Regions from separate parts of the Homo sapiens genome. Here region 2 is linked to region 1. Evidence: read pairs that join two places in POLR2A ChIA-PET (ENCODE). Cell type or tissue: endothelial cell of umbilical vein. All regions are shown on one strand.

Region 1 (2,500 bases):
CTGTAAAATGGGGATAATCATGGAGTCTGTCATCCACAGTGAGGAAGGACCAAGTGAGAGCCTGGGTGTAAATCACTTGGCTTAGTTCACACATGGTGGTCCTCAGTGAGGTGTTGGTATCATCCCAGACGTCCCTTCCTTCCTTTGGTTGTGAATACTGAGATGTTTTACCTTCCACACTGTCCCTCCTTTCCTGGCTCTCCTCGCTTTCTCCCTGTTCCTCTGCATCCAAAGAGTTTTACTTTGGATCCTATGGCACCGAAGATGTTTCAGTTGCAAGTAATAGATAATACCACTCAACTAGCCTCAGCAATAAAGAGGATATGGCCAGGGGGAAGGGGAAAAGCCCAGAGATAGGGCAGACTCTGGCTCCCTCTTTTCTCTGTGATTTTCTTGGCTCTGCCATCCTGTGAGTAGACTGCAGCCTTAGGCTAGCTCCCCTAATGGTCTCAAGATGGTCATAAAGGCTCAACCTGCGTCACTTGCCTGTACTTGCACCGATCATGGCATCACGCTGATGGGCTCCCACCCTGGGAGTTGGAGCTGTGGTCTCACCCACCAAATTGCAGGGCTGGTAGCCACTGGGTCACCTGACTTTATTTCTGAGTCATGGTAGCTGAGATGTGCAGGAGGTCCTTCAGGGGCTGCTGGTTCCTCCTAGGTTGTAACCCCACTCAGGTTGGTAGAGATGCCTGGAGCAGGCACCCTGGAGTGAGCAATGCAACTTAGATCACATGTCGATGCCAAATCTATGATCAGGGAGTTGGCATTAGTGAGAGTTACCCCTCGGTAAAGCCTGGAGGTCAGATCAGTCTCCTGGGACCAGGTAACAACACTGCCTCCATCAGGGCCAGTGGCCATTCTGTGTGTGTACGTGTGTGTGTGCATGCATGCTCCATAGACTCATACCCCTGACTGGTCCCCGGGGCTCCTAAACAGGTATTGCCCCAGATGTGTGGCCCCTGCGATAACAGAGTGTAGCCTGGGTAACAACTTAGGGATGATGACCTCCCTGTACCCCACACTTCCACAGAGAGAGCCAAGCTGTGTGAGAGGAGGCCACTCTGCAGTTGCTGTGTGTGGATAGGTGGTTTATGTGAGACCCACCCCAAGAACCCCCAGTGCTACACTTAGCCTCTGGGGCCTAGAACTGTAAGAAAGTGGGGGAAAACAGGAATGGAATGGCCTCTGCTTCTCAGTAAGTGCTCTGCGGCTGCGTGTGTGTGTGTGTGTGTGTGTGTGTGTGTGTGTGTGTGTGTGGTTTCCAGACACAGCTGACTTGGTGGGGTTTGGCGGCAGACTACAGGATGTTGGATTGCATCCTGATTGTGTCACCCCTTGGAAGAAGAGGATGAATAAACACATAGCCTTCTCTGCAAGCACAGCACGCCTTAAATTTTGGAGATTTTCAGTCTTGCCTGAAAAGAAAAAAGCTCTAGACCGACTGTGTCCTCCATTTGATCCTCAAGCCGACACAAGGAGGTGGAACAGAGACTAAATAATGAAGCCCTGTGTAAGGTGGGCAGGTGCTCTGATGCCGTAGCAGTTGGAGGCTGTGTTCAGTAACTTATAAATGGTAGCATTGTCCAGCATGTTGGGCATAGTAATGGGAGGGAAGGAAGAACAGAAAACCTGACCTCCCCAACCTGCAGCCGACATCTAGAAGCTTATAGAATAGGTGGAGAATCAAGATGCATTAAAAAAGGATAACCAGTAGTACTAGGAAACAGGATAACTGCCAAGTGAGGGGTCTGGAACGTAAGTGCTTGGGGGCCAGGTGAGAGTGGGTGCCAAGGGAAAAGTAGAGTAGCTGTAGAGCCGAGGGGAGGGGCAGAGTTTGAAAAGAGAGCTCAGAGTTACCAGCTGGGCTGGAACCAGGCCAGTGAGGAAGGCCTGGAACACCATGCTAAGGGCTTTGGACCTGACCCAGCACCTCCTAGGCTTCATTAACTACTTTTATGTGGGCACCAATGAGAGGAAACTGCCTTTGGGACCTCCTTGTCCAATTATGTTTGCAGCCCTAAGGAGATCTGGGCTTGAGTGGGGAGATTGGGACATGATGCTTTGGGGCTAGGTGATGGGGAGAAAGGGTCAGCTATAAGAAAAGAGGCTCCGTTGAGAGAGAGTCATGGGAGAAAGCAGGTTTAGGGGTAGCCCTGACTTGTTTGAGGGGATGGTACAACTGCCCAGAGGGGCCATGTGGGGTCTAGGTTGCCAGCACCCACACTTGGGAGTCGTTGATGCAAGGCTGCTGTGGGGAGGTAGACATCAGTTGTGCAGAAGGTTGGGTTTGAGTGCCAAGGTTCTCTGGTTGGGAGGGAAGGATGGCCAGAGGGGTTCAGGCCAAGGCAGTGGGCTGTGGCACAGGTCAGCTGCTCAGGTGCTGAGGAGATGCTTCTGTGGGGCAGGAGTCAGGGCCCCCTGTCGGTTCCTGACCCCGAGCCTGTATCCACATCTGCACAAGGGCTGCCACTGGCCCTATCTCCTGGGCTGTCCTTAG
Region 2 (2,500 bases), 190 kb before region 1:
AGGAGATCGAGACCATCCTGGCTAACACGTCTCTACTAAAAGAATACAAAAAATTAGCTGGGTGTGGTGGCAGGCGCCTGTAGTCCCAGCTACTTGGGAGGCTGAGGCAGCAGAATGGCGTGAACCCAGGAGGCGGAGCTTGCAGTGAGTCGAGATCGCACCACTGCACTCCAGCCTGGGCAACAGAGCGAGACTCCGTCTCAAAAAAAAAAAAAAAAAAAAAAAAAGAAAAGCACTCCTACTTGTTGTTAACTCCCTATACATACCCTTCTTGGTTATTTGAAGTGATACTCTAGTACACGGAAGAGGGCAGTAATATATGTTCCAGTTACTGAGTTTTGGCACATCATCTGCATTCCTGTTTGTCTTGATGTTCATTTTCGCTGGTATCATATCTTGAAAGTTTTAACGATACTGGGGCACAGAAAATATTAGAACCTCCAAATTCAATTCCAGAGTATTCCAAAACATTTTAATACTAGAACTACCTATTCTATTTTTGAAGAAAAAAAATCTTAGCTACCTGCTTTATCAGCTATTCTTTATTTAAAAAAATCTGTAACCTTGCCGGGCCCGGTGGCTCATGCCTGTAATCCCAGCACTTTGGGAGGCCAAGGTGGGCGGATCACGAGGTCGAGAGATCAAGACAATCCTGGACAATATGGTGAAACCCCGTCTTTACTAAAAATACAAAAATTAGCTGGGCATGGTGGCGCCTGTAGTCCCAGCTACTTGGGAGGCTGAGGCAGGAGAATCGCTTGAACCTGGGAGGCGGAGGTTGCAGTGAGCTGAGATCGCACCACTGCACTCCAGCCTGGCAACACAGCAAGACTCTATCTCAAAAAAAAAAAAAAAAATCTGTAACCTGAGGAATGTTCTGACAGAAGGCATTTTATGTAACTTTTTCTCTCTTGGAGTTCTTAATGAACTGTGTTGGTGGCTTTTAGGCAAGGAAACGTAGCTTATTAGTGGATACTGTTTTAAACTAATTACTTCAATAATCATTTCCTAGGACAGGTAAAAGAACTTCATGTATTCTTTTCCCAAGGTTGTTGGGTAGGAGGAATCAGGGACTGACATGAATAGACTGCACTGGAAAGCCAGTATGGTTTGATTACCCAGAGATCTGTTCGGGGACAGGGCTGCCTGGAGTTGCTTTGGGCCTAATAGCTCTCCCAGGATTTTGTCAGTTTGGAGTTGCCTAGTGGGTTATGACTTTTCCTTTTCATGTCATCATTAGGGAAGGGACAGTTTTATGGAGAGATGAGTACCAGCCAATACTCTGTAGAGACACACCTTCTTACCTTTTTGCAGTTGCTTCCATTTCTTCCAATTGGAATATTATTTCTTCTAACTTGTTTCTTACCTGTTAAAATTTCACCGTTTTTAAAGGCCTGATTTACGTTTCATTGCCTTCTTGAAGTTTTGGTTAATTCTTCACCCCACTCCAGTTGTGATCTACTTCCTTTCAATCTCTGCATCACTTTGTAGCTCCTTTTTTTTTTTTTTTTTTTTTTTTGAGACAGGGTCTCACTCTGTCATCCAGGCTGGAGTGCAGTGATGTGATCTTGGCTCACTGCAACCTCTGCTTCCCAGGCTCAAGCAATTTTCATAACTCAGCCTCCCGAGTAGCTGGGACTACAGGTGTGCACCACCATGCCCTGCTAATTTTTTTTGTATTTTTTGTAGAAATGGGGTTTCGCCCTGTTGTCCAGGCTGGTGTACCTCTTTTAATTATTTGTTATGCAGCTACTATGGGACTATAGCCTGCTGAGTAACATCACGAAAAATGTATTAGGGAAGACACTAGTAAAAGAAGGACTGTAAGTGTTGTAATATTTCATTATGTGTTTCTAAAATATAAAGATTAAAACAATCCCAATATTATACACTAAAAAAAGTAACACGCATTCCTTAATATCATCAATATCAAGTGTTCACATTTCCCTGATTATAGTTTTTGTATTGTTTTTACAATTTTTGTGAATTAGGATCCAAATAAGGTCTGTAAATATTACATTGGGTTTAGGTAATCGATACTTTTTTCTTTTAATCTATAAGTTTTCCTCTATCTTTTTATTGTGGTTATTCCCATACAATTGGTTTGTTGAAGAAGCCAGGTCTTTGCCCTATGATACTTCTCAGAATCTAGATTGTGTTGATGAGATCCCAGTGGTTTCATGTAATATGTTCTTTTGTCCCTTGTATTTTCTGTAAATTTTGTTTATTTTATTTTTTTTATTTCTATTATTTGAGATGGAGTCTTGCACTGTCACCCAGGCTAGAGTACAGTGGCATGATCTCAACTCACTGCAACCTCCGCTTCCTGGATTTCAAGCAGTCCTGCCCCAGCCTCCTGAGTAGCTGGGGTCTACAGGCGCCTGCCACCATGCCCAGCCAATTTTTGTATTTTTAGTAGAGACAGGGTTTTGCCATGTTGACCAGGCTGATCTCGAACTCCTGACCTCAGGTGATCTGCCTGCCTCGGCCTCCCAAAGTG

Evidence for each region. Peaks named below come from ENCODE experiments on the same cell type or tissue, not always from the same donor. Only the 100,000 strongest peaks of a DNase experiment are listed, where the experiment ranks them.
Region 2: POLR2A ChIA-PET joins it to region 1 with 8 read pairs; 3 of 35 experiments call an interaction of 5 or more read pairs at or near these places.

The regions. Positions count from the first base shown.
Region 1 is chr5:132,766,704-132,769,203 of GRCh38, reverse strand. The region is part of intron 1 of SEPTIN8 (septin 8); the gene reads left to right. Among named protein-coding and RNA genes, the nearest start is that of SEPTIN8, 9.3 kb to the left of the region's middle. In endothelial cell of umbilical vein, no CTCF peak of the experiment used is centred here; a DNase peak (open chromatin) is centred at 1,313.
Region 2 is chr5:132,957,485-132,959,984 of GRCh38, reverse strand. The region is part of intron 1 of AFF4 (ALF transcription elongation factor 4); the gene reads left to right. Among named protein-coding and RNA genes, the nearest start is that of AFF4, 4.9 kb to the left of the region's middle. In endothelial cell of umbilical vein, no CTCF peak of the experiment used is centred here; no DNase peak of the experiment used is centred here.